2 separate regions of the Homo sapiens genome follow, and region 2 is linked to region 1. The links are chromatin loops, found by intact Hi-C in ENCODE. Cell type or tissue: endothelial cell of umbilical vein. All regions are shown on one strand.

Evidence for each region. Hi-C counts contacts between places; a loop is a spot of excess contacts. Peaks named below come from ENCODE experiments on the same cell type or tissue, not always from the same donor. Only the 100,000 strongest peaks of a DNase experiment are listed, where the experiment ranks them.
Region 2: a loop joins it to region 1, with 6 times the contacts of the local background. A loop is called at or near these places in 5 of 110 quality-filtered maps.

Annotation. Positions count from the first base shown.
Region 1 is chr2:157,179,992-157,187,991 of GRCh38, reverse strand. No RefSeq gene overlaps it. Among named protein-coding and RNA genes, the nearest start is that of GALNT5, 74 kb to the left of the region's middle. In endothelial cell of umbilical vein, no CTCF peak of the experiment used is centred here; DNase peaks (open chromatin) are centred at 4,841 and 5,541; H3K27ac peaks cover 2,149 bases.
Region 2 is chr2:157,028,279-157,036,278 of GRCh38, reverse strand. All of the region lies in intron 1 of LOC105373710 (a long non-coding RNA gene), which reads left to right. It overlaps LOC105373709 (a long non-coding RNA gene), which reads right to left and starts at 3,007. Exons shown (of 4, transcript XR_001739755.2): 1 at 2,367-3,007. In endothelial cell of umbilical vein, no CTCF peak of the experiment used is centred here; a DNase peak (open chromatin) is centred at 4,048; H3K27ac peaks cover 616 bases.

The sequences.
Region 1 (8,000 bases):
CCTAAAAAACAGTTCTTTGGTTTTTACTATCTTATTTTACAAATATAGTTGATTCTCTTGAGAATTTGTTGAAAACTATGGACTTTCTCCCTGTGAAAATGCACATATTTACAAAATGACACTAGGTTAAGGCCTTTATTCTAGTATGATTATAGTATTAAACAACTTTCACACCCCTCAGTTCATAGGAAAATTATTTTTAATAAAGTTTTTTTATAAAATAAAACTTATTATTTTGCTGTAAACTTTATATGCAGAATTGTAGATGTGCTGCAGAGATAACAGTTTAAAACAGCAAAATAAGGAAACAGTGAGGAGGGGAGTTAAATAAGGGGCAGCCTTTCCCTATCATGACTGACTATTTTTTTTTTTTTTGAGATGGAGTCTCACTATTGTCACCCAGGCTGGAGTGTAGTGGCGCAATCTCGGCTCCCTGCAACCTCTGCTTCCCAGGTTCAAGCAATTCTCCTGCCTCAGCCTCCCAAGTAGCTGGGATTACAGGCGCCCGTCACCACACCCAGCTAATTTTTATATTTGTTTCAGTAGAGACGGGGTTTCACCATGTTGACCAGGCTGGTCTTGAACTCCTGACCTCAGGTGATCCACCTGCCTCGGCCTCCCAAAGTGCTGGGATTACAGGCGTGAGTCACCGTGCCCGACTGACTATTTCAACCTTTGCGGATGGTTGGGTCAGTGAGAGTGGCAAGAGAATTTCCAAAACCATGGGGTTGACTTCAGAATCAGGTGGATAAAGTCTGGACTCTAAGGCTCAGGCATCTCTGGTGCTCTGTCAAGAGTATTTGCCATGGTGGTAAAGAAATAGATGGTCCACGAAGTTTGGGAGCTGGGGATCAGAAACAAAGCGTGTGAGAATGGAGGTCAAAGAGTTAGCACCATTGAGAGAGAAGAAGGAAAATTCTTTATGAATCAGGAATTGTTAGCCCATGAACTATAAAGAGACTTATTTACCAAACCATGTGAAAGATTGATCTAAGGGTAGGTCAGTTTGAGAAGAAAAACTAAGACTTTCTTCCTTGGTCTGACTGAGCCTAAAGGAATTTTCCCCACTTAAAAATATCAGCCCTGACAGAAATTGTAGACTTTACAGGGCAATATTGAATTTGAATTTTACTGAGTTGATAGAGAATGCTTTGGAATTACATTATCTTAAATACTTAGAGTCAATGTCTAAATTCCTTGAGTCTCTTTTGTAAATTACTTTAATGCTTTACTTATTTTATTGAGTCTCCTAGATCAATTCATTGTACATTATTCTGCCACATTCTGGGAACTATATGTAGACATTGAATGCTTTCAAATCCTTTCCTGCCCAAGGCCTTTGTGCTTGTGCTTTTCTCTGTACTCCTCTTTTTCTCTGATATTTATGAGGCCCTCTCCCTCTTCTCCTCAGGTGTTTACCTAAATAATATGTTCTCCGTGAGGTAACCACCCTATTTGAGGTTACAGCCTTCCTCTAAGATTCCCTGTCCCCTTTCTTTGCATTGTAATTTCTCTCATCATTTATCACGATGCAACAAAAACAATGTCTTTTTATTTTTCATGTTTGTTTTCTGTCTCCCCCCAATATAATATAATTCTATGATGGAAGAGTGTATGTCTGTGGTTTGCTGCTGTTTCTCAAGTGTCTGGAACAATGCACATAAACAGGCATTTGATAAATACTTAGTAAACAAATAAAGGAAAGATGGAAATAGGTACTTTCATTTATTCACCCAACAAACATATGCAGTGCCTTCTGAGTATAGATCACCATAGTGGTCACTTGGGATATGATAGTGAATAAAAAGGACCTGGTCTGTGCTCTGAAGGAGCTTACAGTATATCCAGAACACAGGCCCATAAGTACATAAATATAACATGATGTTATAAATGCCATAAAATACTGAGAGACTGCAGAAGAGGGAGCTGTTAACTCTTCCAGGAGTAGTCAGGGAAGACTTTGCTGAGAGGTTGACCTTTGAAATGCATTCTTAAGAATGAGTAGGAATTCACTAGGGAAAGAAGGGTTGGAAAGATAGAGCAGGTTTCATTTAGCATGCATAGATATGTAGTTACAGTGAAAGAGACTGATGCTGGGGCAGTATTTTCAGGCATGTGAATATAAATGGGAAGAACGTGTGACCATCACCCCTTTCTGCACTGTACCTCTGAAGATCACTCTTGGCTAGCAGCATTAACTGCTGGGTACAATATTTCTATCTTTGTGGTCCTCTTCGCCTCAGCCAGTATGATGCTTTTGCTTGAAAAAAGCCACCTCATTCTCTGATTGTTTTATGCCAAGTTGGTGTGTTGCCTGTGATTGTTTCCCAGCGTTCCACAGCTTGAAGTTTGCTTTAGTGTATCCTTATGGTGTTTCTTATGCCTGCCCTGCTTGCAGGCTACATATGTTGTACCATTTTACACTTGGAGACCTTCCAAAATGCGTGAGAGAGAATGAGACCAAAGTGGTTGCCTTTAACCAGAGGGGGTAGACAGGCAAAGAATCCTGGATTCCTAGAATCAAAGAGTTGAAACACCCTTGAGAAGTCAACAAGACAATTTTCTGGATGCTTGGCAGGACTGCAGAAAAGGTTTTCCAGGAATACCACTAATATTTGTTCATATATATTACTAAATGAACTTTTAAATTAATTCTAAGTAACAATTGACTATTAAAAATTAAGCAGCAAATGCACAGATCTTATTTTCTCAGAATAATAAAAGTTTTCATTTTGGGTGATGTATTTATTCATGCAAATGATAGATAGTATGATGTTTAAAAAATGAAATAAATGTAATAGTGGCCTTCCATTTCCTGGCATATGTAACTAAAACTATTAAGAAATTAAAACCTTCACTCTTTTATAAAACATGATGTTTGGAAGGAATTCATCTTTGAGAGGTCTATTATTGAGATAGAATTCTTTTTTCCTCATATTGATACTGATCTTTCAGAATGATGCAAATAGTTGGTACTGGTTAGAAGGTAACCTTTTGTAAAGTGATCACATCTAAGTTTGTAATTGAGGCCTTACGAAACTCAAAACTTTCAAAAAGAATCACTCTCAAGGAGTACAAATCTAGAAATACAATGGTAGACACAAATTATTGGAGACTGTTCAAGACATGGCTTGTTCAAGAAATGTAGTAGGTATTATGACATACCACAAAAATACAGGCATGATTTATTGTTTCAAAGAGATTGGGGAGATTATACATACTATGCTAATGGGGAGATTACACATCTGAGAACAGTGCATGGTATATGCTCAACATTCTGAGCAGCATTGCAATGACAGTATTGTTGAGCATTCTGAGCAAGTGATACCTTGGCAAGTGCTCCAGAGATTTAGTGGTTGGGGAAATTGCTGTGAGATGAAGTGGATAGAGGGAATACTCATAGTAGAAATAGAACCTGAGATGTTTTGCATGGATAAGGAGAAACAGCAAGGACACCACAGACTAGGAACAAAAAAATCACACAAGTAAATGTGTAAAGATGGTCAAGGGTAGAACATACAAGACCAAATTGGAAGAGTCAGCTTGGAAGGTTTGATAGAAACCAGAATATATTTGGTGTCTTAAATGCCAAGATGGTAATCTAACTTTTTGTTTGTTTGTTTGGAAATGGAGAGCTGGAGAGGATTCCCAGCAGAGCAGCAGCATGATGAAATTGTGCTTTAAAGTAGCATGATTCTTGGTCCTTAAGGTACAAACAAGGAACAAGACTAAAGAATTGTTGGAGGTCGGGTGCAGTGGCTAATGCCTGTAATCCCAGCACTTTGGGAGGCAGAGGCGGGTGGATCACTGGAGGTCAGGCTGCTGTCGCCACCCAGCTCTAGTCTATTCTAGGTGGAAAACGAGAAACAAGGGTGGAAACAACACGTATTTCCTGTGTGTGTGTGTATGTACATGTGTGTGGAGGTGGATCACTAGAGACCAGCCTGGCCAACATGGTGAAACCCCGTCTCCACTAAAAATACAAAAAAAAAAAAAAAAAAAAAAAAAAATTAGCCGGTCATGGTGATGCACGCCTGTAATCCCAGCTACTCGGGAGGCTGAGGCAAGAGAATTGCTTGAATCCAGGAGGTGGAGTGAGTGAGCTGAAATCGTGCCACTGCACTCCAGCCTGGGAGACAGAGCAAGTCTCAAAAAAAAAAAAAAAAAAAAGAATTGTTGGAGAATGTGTATAAGTATCACCTAGAATAATTAAAGCAGTGGCTAAGAACAACAGCTCAAGAGTCAGACTATACAGGTATGAATTCTGGTAGCTCTACTTAGTAGTTGTGACCTTAGATAAATCAGTTAACTTCTCAGTGCCTCCTTTTCCTCAGCTATACATTATAGATATTGACAGGGATTCCCTCATGTCTTTGTAAATGAGCCGAGATGCATAGGATTTTTAGAACAGTGCACAGTAAAATTTTAATAAATATTAGCTATTTTTATTATTAAAGAACAGTGCTAACTAGCTATCATGCAGAGATTATCGATCAGATTTCTATACCACCTCTAAAATGGAAGTAATGCCGACTCCTACATTGCAGACATGCTCTCACGATAAAATGAGAAAATTGCTCTAAAAGTCCCTGGCACAGAGCAGGCAGGGGTAATAATTAATTAGTTGATCCATGGCCTCAACCCCAGGCCACAATTTAAATTTAATCTCTTAGTTCAGATGGGTTTGTTTGGTAAGATGGAAGGAGGAATCCCTGTAGTCTCTGGACTCAGAAGACAGACTCAGACTGACACCTTATTTGGGTTTCCTGTAGAATGACGAAGACACAAAGACATGAGGAAAAGTCTTTGTTTGGGGAAACTTGATACTTTTCTGTTATTGCCAAAACAAACTCATTTGGACAAATAAAAATTGATTTGGAAATTTTAAAATAAAAATTGCAAACCAAACAGGATGTAGCCTGGTTAGGGAGGAAATGATTCACTGGATTAACGTAATCAAACAGCTCTATTTGTACAAGACTTAAACAATCACTAAGTTCTATCTTCAACACTTAATGCTGCTGTGGCCACCCAGCTCTAGTCTATTCTAGGTGGAAAATGAGAAACAAGGGTGGAAACAACACGTATTTCCTGTGTGTGTGTGTGTATGTGCATGTGTGTGCATTTGCATGCATGCACACACATATACTTAATGCCTTTGCTGGCTATCAACTTTTCTTACAACTGTGTGCTTCCAAATGATTTTTAAATTTCAATGTGTTTTTGGCAGAGGATAGATTTCCTTTCCATGAATATAAGGTAGTGAGAGCAAAGGCACTAAGTAGAAACAGTCTGAAAGTCAAAGGAATACTGTTAAAGATCCCTCTCCTTTTCCTTTTCCTGTAAAAGATAGGGTAGGAAGTGGCATGTGGCTAGAGGATTTACAGCCACATGATGGAGGACGGGAGAGCTGTCACCTGCTTTGCTACGCAGGGTGCCCAGCTTAACCCATCTTTCTTTGGCAACTGTGCCCCAGTGAGAAAAGCTAGCAGTCCATATGTTGAGTAGGCACCATGCCATTTTGACAGGCGTGAGTGTCGGCAAGAAAGGGACCATGTATGAGCATCAAATGTGTTTGTTGTGGGAAGGATTCTAGGCCAGGAATATTAAAATAACTGTCTGTCCTTAGCTCTAGCACATATGGTTAAGGAGATATGCTATGATGACTCACATTAACGTTGGAAAAAATATATATAGAATACGCAACCATGCTAAGTAAGTTTCTGATGTTGATAAATTGGGCCTGTAATCTTCACAAAGAAAGGTTGTAGAGAAACATACATAGCAATAATAGACTCTCTTTTATGTATTAAATAGAATTTACTAAAGACTAAATTCATACACTATTATAGTTCTCCTGAACTGGTGAACAAATTGGAGGATCCTATTAGATTTTTGCTGAGAGGTCCTCAGGTATTTCCTAACACTATTTGAAAAGTAAATGGGATAAAATGGGTTCATTTAATATTTCAATTCCAAAGAAATTAAATTAATGTTAGCAATGTTAGTTCAACTATTTTTCTGCTACAGGGACCATTTGTTTTAAAATCATTAAAGGATTTTAAATGACACTGTCCTGACATTTGGTGTGATTAAATTAAGGGAATTAGTATAAAGACATTTTGTCTCTCCTTAGCTTTCTAAATGAATAGTACATCTTCCTAAGTAGTAAAAAGGAATTACTGACCTATTTCTGTATTTATATTGACTTGCATATGTGTTTGTTGACTTTCTAAACATTTAGGCATATCACTGCTTCAATTCACAATTGTCCCTTCATAGATTCCAACAAGCTTGCTTAATTCCTTGGAAAGGCAGCATTGTATGGTGCTAAGGATATAGGATTTAGAGCTTAAGACATGTATGTGAGATTTGATAGTAGTCCATAAGGTGTTTAAACTTAAACCTATATGCATACATACACATTTCTCTCTCCAAACCCACACAAGCTTGGCATTTGTCATTTTTAAGTCTAGAAAGGCACATCTAGTTTATCTCTAGCTCTAGTAAGTTGGCCTCCTAGGGAAATGCCCTAGTAACAATCTAAATATGTATCAGGGAGGCGTCTGATTAAGCAATGTGTTGTTTCTCAAGATCATGTTTCTCAAAGATGAAGAAAAACTTTTAACGTAGTTTATAATTTCTTATATATTATGGTTTTTTTATTGCATGCTTCCCCTAACTAGAATGTAATCCACAGAGAAGAATTTATTGCCTGTTACTATTATTATTTATTTTTTGAGACAGGGTCTTGCTCTGTCACCTAAGCAGGAGTGCAGGAGAGCTATCTCGGCTCACTGCAACCTCTGCCTCCCAGGCTCTAGCGATCCTTCCACCTCTGCCTCACGAGTAGTTGGAATTACAGGTGCATGCTACCACTCCAGCTAATTTTTGTATTTTTTCAATAGAGACAGGGTTTTGCCATGTTGCCCAGGCTGGTCTGGAACTACTGAGCTCCAGCAATCTACTCGCCTCGGCGTCCCAAAATGCTGGGATTACAGGCATGAGCCACTGTACCCAGAGCTTGTTGTTATTATTATTCATTATTTTTATTACTGTGTCCCAAGAACATATCTCTAACAATGTCCAGCACATACTGGTATCTCAATAAACATTTTGTTGAGTGGATGAATAAATAAACTAGGCTTTTCTATGGTGATGGTTAAAAAGGCAGACATCTGGGTTAAACTCAGTGGTGGTGCCAAGGGCAGTAGCCAACCCAGTCTCCATCAGCTCCCTTCATTCCCAAATAAAAATCTTACTTTTAATATGGCCAATGTAATCACTTTTATATAAAGTGTGAGTAAAAGTTTAGGAAACTTTTATATTGATATTGATCTGTAACATACACACTAAGTTAAAAAGAGTGTGCTTTCTTTACAAACATAGCCTCATGGCAAACCTCCCAGCTTCGTCTTCCAACCAGATGGCCTCCCCTAAGCCCTACCCTACATAGAATTCTCAAGATGAAGCTGGCCCTCCTCAGATCCAAGTCAGAGTATCTATGGTAGGACCAGGAATCAGCTTTTTCCACAAGCTGTGAGGTGAGTCTAGGTAACACTAAGGTCTTAGTATATACAACCTCAGAGCTTCCTATTCTTACATGGATTCTTTACTACTTGTTCTAATTCAAGGCTCTTACAATACTCACTGACTTTGCAGTGGTAGCTGTAAATCTCAGAGTTTTATGATTGCCTGAAGTTGGATGAAAGTTGATTTCATTATCCCTTTTGTGAGACTGAGTGAATGAAGAAGAAATTACACCACAAGCTTGGACAGGGCAATAACAGTGAAACTGCATGTTACTTTGAATGCAGACTTCTTGTTCTGCAAAAACTACAGAACTATTCCTGGAAAAACAAGGCAATAGCTTTTATTTATTTATTTATTTATTTAATCCTGAGATACATATAGGTAGGGCCAACAGGCATATACAGTGCTTTGATGCATATGAGAGAAATAGCTTTCCCCAAGGGGACAGATTTGAAAAAAGTGCCCCC
Region 2 (8,000 bases), 150 kb after region 1:
GCCTGTATACCTTATATTTTCTTGCCTTATTCTGCTGGAGCTAGGACCTCCAGAAAAATGTTGAAAAGAAGTGAAAGCTGACATTCTTGTTTTTTCTTAATCCTAAACAACCTTCCACTGCTATGTTAGCTATGGATGTTTCATGTATGCACTTTATCATTTAGAGGAAGTTTCCTTCTATTTCTAGAAGGAATATTTATTTATTTAGATATATATGTAAATATTAGAAGAAATATATATAACATATATAAATAAATATTAGAAGGAATATTTATTTATTTTTGAGATGAGCTCTTGCCTGTCACCCAGGCTGGAGTGCAGTGGTGCAATGTCCACTCACTCCAATCTCTGCCTCCTGGGCTTTCCAGCTTTTGCCATTAAGTTCAACAACTTATATGAAAGGAACAAATTCTGTGAAATCAAAAATTATGAGAACCAATGAGATTAAATGTTTATACTATTATCTTATTATGCTTTTACTGTCTGTAAAACTTGTAGTGGTATCCCCTCTTCCATTCCTGATATTGGTAATTGATGTATTTTCTCTCTTGTTTTTTCCTTGATCAGTCTATCTAGACTTTATCAACTTTATTGATCTTTTCAGAAATCCAGCATTTAGTTTTATTTGCCTTTTTTCTGAGACAGAGTTTCACTCTGCCACCCAGGCTGGAGTGCAGTGGTGCGATCTTGGCCCACTGCAACCTCCGCCTCCCAGATCAAGCAATTCTCCTGCCTCGGCCTCCTGAGTAGCTGGGATTACAGGCATGTACCACCATGCCAAGCTTTTTTTTGTATTTTTAGTAGAGATGGGGTTTCACTATGTTGGTCAGGCTGGTCTTGAACTCCTGACCTCATGATCCACTTGCCTCAGCCTCCCAAAGTGCTGAGATTACAGGCATTTCATTGACTTTTACATTGTTCACCTGTTTTTTATTTCATTGCCATTATTTCTATTTCTGGTCCAAGTCATTGTTTTGTGTATATCCAAGTTGTCCTCTGACATCATTTTCTTTCAGTCTAAAAAAGTTCGTTTTTGTAATTTCATGTAATGAATGTCTCATGGCCAAAAATTCACTAGGCTTTTGTTCATCAGAAATTTGTCTTTGATTCTGTTTTTTAACTTTTCATTTTTAAAATAATTTCAGACTTACAAAAAATTTCAAAAATAGTGTAAATAAAATTCTATACACCATTCAGAATCCCTAAACAATACAACTTTACCATATTTGTTTTACAATTCAATCCTTCTCTTCATATATATGGAGTATATGTGTATGTGTGCATGTGCACAAATATATGCATATGTTGTTATAGAAATATAAATACATTTGTGTATATACACATATATGTATTTGTGTGTGTACCCACACACAGACACACACAGAAATCTTAACCTAAAATCAAATACCATCACTTTAAAGAATATTGTCACTAGATGTAGAATTCTAGGTTGATAATTTTATTTCAGCAATTCAAAGATGTCATTGTATTGTCTTCTAGAATTCACTGTTTCTAATGAGAAGTCAGTGGTCATTTTTATCTTTGTCATATCTTTGTCATTATCTTTGTTTGTATGTCGTATTTGCTTCTACTCTGCTACCTTCAAGATTTCCTTTTTATTGTTGGTTATGGAAATACATTATAATGGGCCTTAGTATAGTTTTCTTTATGTTTATCCTGCTTGAGTTGTGTTGGGTTTCTCAGATTTGAGAGTTTATAATTTTTATGAAATTTGCAAAAATGTGGCATTTATTCTTTTAACTTTTTTTTGTTCTGCTCTTCTGATCCTCCAGTTATATACATAATAAATTGCCAAACATTTTCCTACAGGTTCCTGAAGATCTGTTTATTTTTGTTTCAATCTTTTGCTGCTCATGTTTTATTCTGGATTTTTTTTCCCTTTGCCACATCTATCTATTCTTTATTTCTCAGTGGATTTTTCTTTACAGATAATATATGTTTTGTTTATCTATTTTTCCATTTCTGTCTTTATTAATCTTCTAGGTTCTCTTGACTATATTAATAGTTTCCTCTAAATCCTTTAAGATATTTATATTAGTTATTTTAAAATTAATATCTTCCAATTCCACTCTCTCTGTCATTTCTGGTTTTTTTCTACCAGTTGATTGTTCTCTTTGTTCTGAATCATATTTTCTGCTTTCTCACATGTCTAGTAATATTTTTATGAAATCCTAGGCATTGCAATATTATGATTTATGATTTTTCTTTAAAGAGTATTGAGTATTGTTTTTGGTAATTAAGTCACTTGTGAATCATCTCATTTTTCCTCCATTTTTCATGTTATGTTAGGATATAACCTGAGTACCCTTTTTCTAGATCACTCCAGCTCTACTAAAAAAAGTTACCTTTTTGAAGCTTCCATTGAATACCCCAGGAGTTCGAGTATCGCCATTCCTATTAGTCAAAACTCATATGTCTTCTAGCTCTCAGAATTCTAGAATGAATATCTCCTTATTAGTCATTCTTTCCATTGTGATTATTTTCTGCTTAGCCTCCTTATAGAGCCTTACCCTATAAATGTACAAAGACTCATAGGCACGCTGGTGCAGATTTATGGAGCTTTTTCTCTGCGTAGCTCTGTCCTTTTTTACTCTGCCCCCAAATTCTAGTAGTCTCAGCCTCTCCAAACTCAGAAACGATTTCCCTAATTCAGAGATAGTACCATTCTCTGCTTGGGATTTCTTTTCCTTATTGTGGTCTGGAAAATGTCTCCAGGTAGAAAGCCAAGGTTATTTTAGGGATCATATCATTTGCTTCCCTTACCTCAGAATCACACACCTGTACTGTCTGTTGTCCAGTCTCTGAAAACAATTGTTTGTTTTATATATTTTGTTTGGTTTCCTACTTGTTTACTATGGGAGAGCAAGTCTAGTCAGATTCATTCTGTCATGGACAGGAGTGGGAGTCCGTAGTTTACTTTTTGAAAAAGAACTAAATTGTCTTTGGGAAAAATCTCAATCTCTCACTCTCTCTCACTCTCTCTCTCTCTCTCTCCCCCGAGCCCTTGCTCCATCTTTAATGAGCAAATGTGTTCTGTTATGTGAAAATCAAAATCCTAGTTTATTGTGGGTTGGAGGGGTTTGTGATAAGAAACTAATGTGTTCAATGTGTTAATATAAAAACTTGTTACCACAGGAATAGAATGGTTGCTGTATAGTGAAGAAGTACCATCAAAAATCAGTTGAGATAATGATTGAGGGGTGTACTATTGATTTTACTCTTCCTGGGCCCTAGAGAAAGTTGATTGGTCTCAGAAAGCCATTGTGCAACAATATGGCAACAATAGCCTTTCAGAGGAAAAGTAAATCATAAATATTTTTGGCATGGACAAATCCTATAGACTCCAGAAGCTGTGATGTCCAGTATCTAGTTGAAATACAGCAGAAGGGCTTTCTTCGAGGAGTTAGATAATGAAATTTTCTAAACATTTATTTCACAAATTTTAAGCTCCTGGTGCCATAAAGATCTATTTTTTAATCTGTTGACTGTAGTGAGCAGAGTAAGATATCTGTTGATATTTGTATAAGGCTGCCCTATTCCCTGAGTTTTCATTTACACTCAGCAGATTATATTTATTCTAATACAATGCAACTTGACCCAAGGACAAGTCAAGCCTCCAGGTAATTTGCAATAGGTTTATTCGCCTGATTTGATTTTCTCTAATTTTCATGGTACTTATTCTGCTTAATTTGAATTATTGGTATAAACTTTCTTAAAGTACATGCATAAAAAGAAATAATTTTTTCCTTTAATTAAAACATGGATCAAAGGACCTTGAAAAGCTGGAATATTTCTGAAAGAATAAAAGTCCTGAAGAGTGTACCGTTTACGTAGGGATGTCAGGAAGGACACATAGCACATCATTATTTCTTCCGCTTGTACTCAGAGTGATTTTTCAAAAGAGAAAAAATCTTGAATACACTCATAGAAACTTTGAGTCATCAGACATTTTTTACTGTGACTGCCTACTTAATCCAGGAAGAAAGTGAACATTCATGAGTCAGAGCCCTTAGCTTTGACGAGTTCACTTAAAAATGACAATGGAATATTGTAGAAGAGGAATTTGCACCAAATAATCTGGAAAATATTTGCAATAAATGAGCACTGGGTCAGTCCTATTCACCCTCCCTGTGGATGTGCAAGAAACAGGGTTGTCTCAGGAAATGTGATGAAATGAGCCCACTATTGCAGGAAACTGCAAAGCCTCTCAAAGTCCCTGAAGAGAGGGCTTGACATGATCAATGGTAGGACAATTTAGACTCAATATAATAGTGGTTCCTCAGTGAGATGATGCGCTTCTACATAAAGGAAATGGGTAGATTATTTATGAAAGTTGTTTGTATTTAACCTTTGATTGTAAAGAAAGGTAGAATTAGTTACAGAATTTACATATTAATTTAATGCTACAAATATTTATTTATAATAAAAAAAGTCCTACCATCATCGAATTATAGTCTAAAAGAAGAAACAGACATTAATTAAATATTCACACAAAATAACTGAGCGACGTGCTCTTAGGAAAAAGAAGACGATACTACAAAAATGACTACAAAAAGGAATCGTATCTAGACTTGAGGTTGGGTGGGCTTCTGTGAGGAAGTGGCTAAAGTATTAGTGAGAGATACTAAGTGAATATGTGTGCATAGGCCTCTTTCCATAAAACTGAGAGATGGTTCAAATAGAAAACAATAAGATGGTAAACATAAACTCCAACAGATTAATAATTATACTAAACATAACTAGGCTAAGTAATAAAAAGATAGACTATATAGTATAATTATATACTCCTTGTGTGTGTATGTATATATATATATATACTATATATAATCTATATGGTATAATTATATACTCCTATATAGTGTAAGTATATGCTTGCAATCGACACACCTTTAATATAAGGACACAAGGAGGTTAAAAATAACGGTAGACTTAAAGATAGCATTATTAGAAATAAATAGGAAATTTTAAAGTGATAAAAGGCCAATCATCTAGTAAGGTCAAACAAGTTTAAATTTCTGTATTCCTAATAAACTTGAAAAAGGGGAAAAGTAATCGAATTAATAGGAGAAATAGACAAATCCAAATTCATAGAGAAAAATTTTACATTTCTCCTAATAACAGAACAAGAAAAAATATTTAGTAGAGATTTAGGAAATCCAAACATCTTTAACACATATAACCTAATTGTATAAATATAACTCTACACCCAATAATAACAGAATATACATTTTTTTCCCTTTTTGAGATGGAGTCTCGCTCTGTCGCCCAGGCTGGAGGGCAATGGTGTGATCTCAGCTCACTGCAACTTCTGCCTCCAGGGTTCAGCAATTCTTCTGTCTCAGCCTCCTGAGTAGCTGGGAATACTGCCACAATGCCTGGCTGATTTTTGTATTTTTAGTAGAGAAGAGGTTTCACCATGCTGGCTAGGCTGGTCTTGAACTCCTGACCTCAAATGATCCTCCCGCCTTGGCCTCCCAAAATGCTGGGATTACAGGCGTGAGTCACTGCACCTGCCCAACAGAATATTCGTTTATTTCAAAAGCACAGAAAATATTTACTACAATTGACCATATACTGAAACATGAGGCAAGATTTCAATAAATTGCTAGAAAACGAGAGGCTGATTTTTATGCAAAGCAGAATTCCATATAATTCTTCACTGATGGAATTTACTATCTAGAGTATAAATGAAGATTGTAAAAGAGATTTTCTATGTGTGAGTAATAATCTGAGAACTCTTTACAACATGAAATACCCAGCATATAAACGAGCTTACCGTTTTTGGGTTTGTGAGCCACTGTTGTCCTGAAAAATGTAAGTTAGTCATATATGCCTTCTGACTATGTGAATAGTGAGATACAAAAGCTGAGTGATCCGAAAACTAAACAGGCCCAATTAACTCATTGATCACATTAAGTTAGTGCTTGTCATTTAGAATCTAAACAATATCCTGATTTGGAAAAGTTGTTTCAGGGAGCTGTATTTAATGGATTGGGGTCTCCTAGCTATTGATGTGGCATTTGCTGTGACTCTATCTTGTATTCTTTGCTAATTACTTGTAAAGCTTGGTGCTGGGTGAGACGCAAGTTTTGAGTAAGTCTGATAATTTGGGCATTTGTGAGAAAGCAAAAATTAAACTGAATTCAACACAATAAGAAGTCAATACAGCTTTAAATAACGCTTGGATAAAATCAGAAATTTTAATAGAATTTATATATGTTAAATTCAGTGATAAAAATATGACATATTAAAACGTGGAATACTGTTTAGAGAAACAGTAATAACATTAAATCATACATTAGACAAGAGGGGAGGAAGTCAAAGTTCAATGCTCTAAATGTGCATCTCAAGAAGAGAAAAAAATCAGCAAATAAAGCCTTGTAAAAGTAGACAAGAGGCAAATAAAGCCTTTAAAAAGTAGATAAGTGTAGAAGTTAAAAAATTAGAAATCAGGCTGGGCGGCGTGGTGGCTCACACCTGTAATCCCAGCACGTTTGGAGGCCAAGGTGGGTGGATCACGAGGTCAGGAGTTTGAGACCAGCCTGGCCAACATAGTGAAACCCCCTCTCTATTAAAAATACAAAAAATTAGCTGGACATGGTGGCAGGAGCCTGTAATCTCAGCTACTTGGGAGGTTGAGGCAGGAGAATCGCTTGAACCCAGAGGCGGAGGTTGCAGTGAGCCAAGATCGCACCATTGCACTCCAGCCTGGGTGACAGTGTGAGACTCCATCTCAAAATAAATAAATAAGAAATCAAAGACATAATAGAGAAAAACAACAAAGCCAAAACTTGGCATTATGGATTGAATTGTGCCATGCAAAATTATATGTTTAAATCTGAAATTCTGACATCTCAGAATGTGTTTATTTGAAAACAGGGTTGTTGCAGCTGCAGTTAGTTATCTTAGTCCAGTTGTGCTGTTATAACAGAATACCACAGACTGGGTAATTTACAAAGAAGAGGAATTTGTTTCATACAGTTCTGGAGGCTAGGTAAGTGCCGGCAGGTTCGGTGGTCTGGTAAGGACTGCTCTGCTGTGCTCACATGGTAGAAGAATGGAAAAGCAGGCTAGTCAGCTAGCCTAAAGCTGTGTGAAACCTCTCTTTTGAGGACCTTAATCCCACGGATGAGGAAAGAGATCTTACGACTTACCCATGTCTTAAAGGCCTCACTTCCTAATACTACAGGTTGAATATCCATTATCCAAAATGCTTAGGACCAAAAGTGTTTTCGATGTCAGATTTTTTTCAGATTTTGGAATACTTGCATATTCATGATGAGATACCTTGGGAATGGTACCCGAGTCTAAACATGAAATTCATTTTTGCTTCATATACACCTTGTACACATAACCAGAAGGTAATTTTATACAATATATTTAATAATTTTGTGCACGGAACAAAATTTGACTGAATTTTTGACTGTGAACCATTGCATGGGTTCAGATGTGGAACTTTTTACCTGGAAGTTTTAGAATTTGGAGCATTTTTTTATTATTATTATACTTTAAGTTCTGGGATACATGTGCAGAATGTGCAGGTTTGTTACATAGGTATACATGTGCCATTGTGGTTCGCTGCACCCATCGACCCGTCATCTACATTAGATATTTCTCCCGATGCTATCCCTCCCCCACCCACCCCCTGACAGGCCCTGATGTGTGATGTTCCCCTCCCTGTGTCCACGTGTTCTCATTGTTCAACTCCCACTTATGAGAGAGAACATGTGGTGTTTGGATTTCTGTTCCTATGTTAGTTTGCTGAGAATGATGGCTTCCAGCCTCATCCATGTCCCGGCAAAGGACATGAACTCATTCTTTTTATGGCTGCACAGTATTCTATGGTGTATATGTGCCACATTTTCTTTATTCAGACTATCATTTATGGGCATTTGGGTTGTTTCAAAGTCTTTGCTATTGTAAATAGTGCTGCAATAAACATACATGTGCATGCATCTTTATAGTAGCATGATTTATAA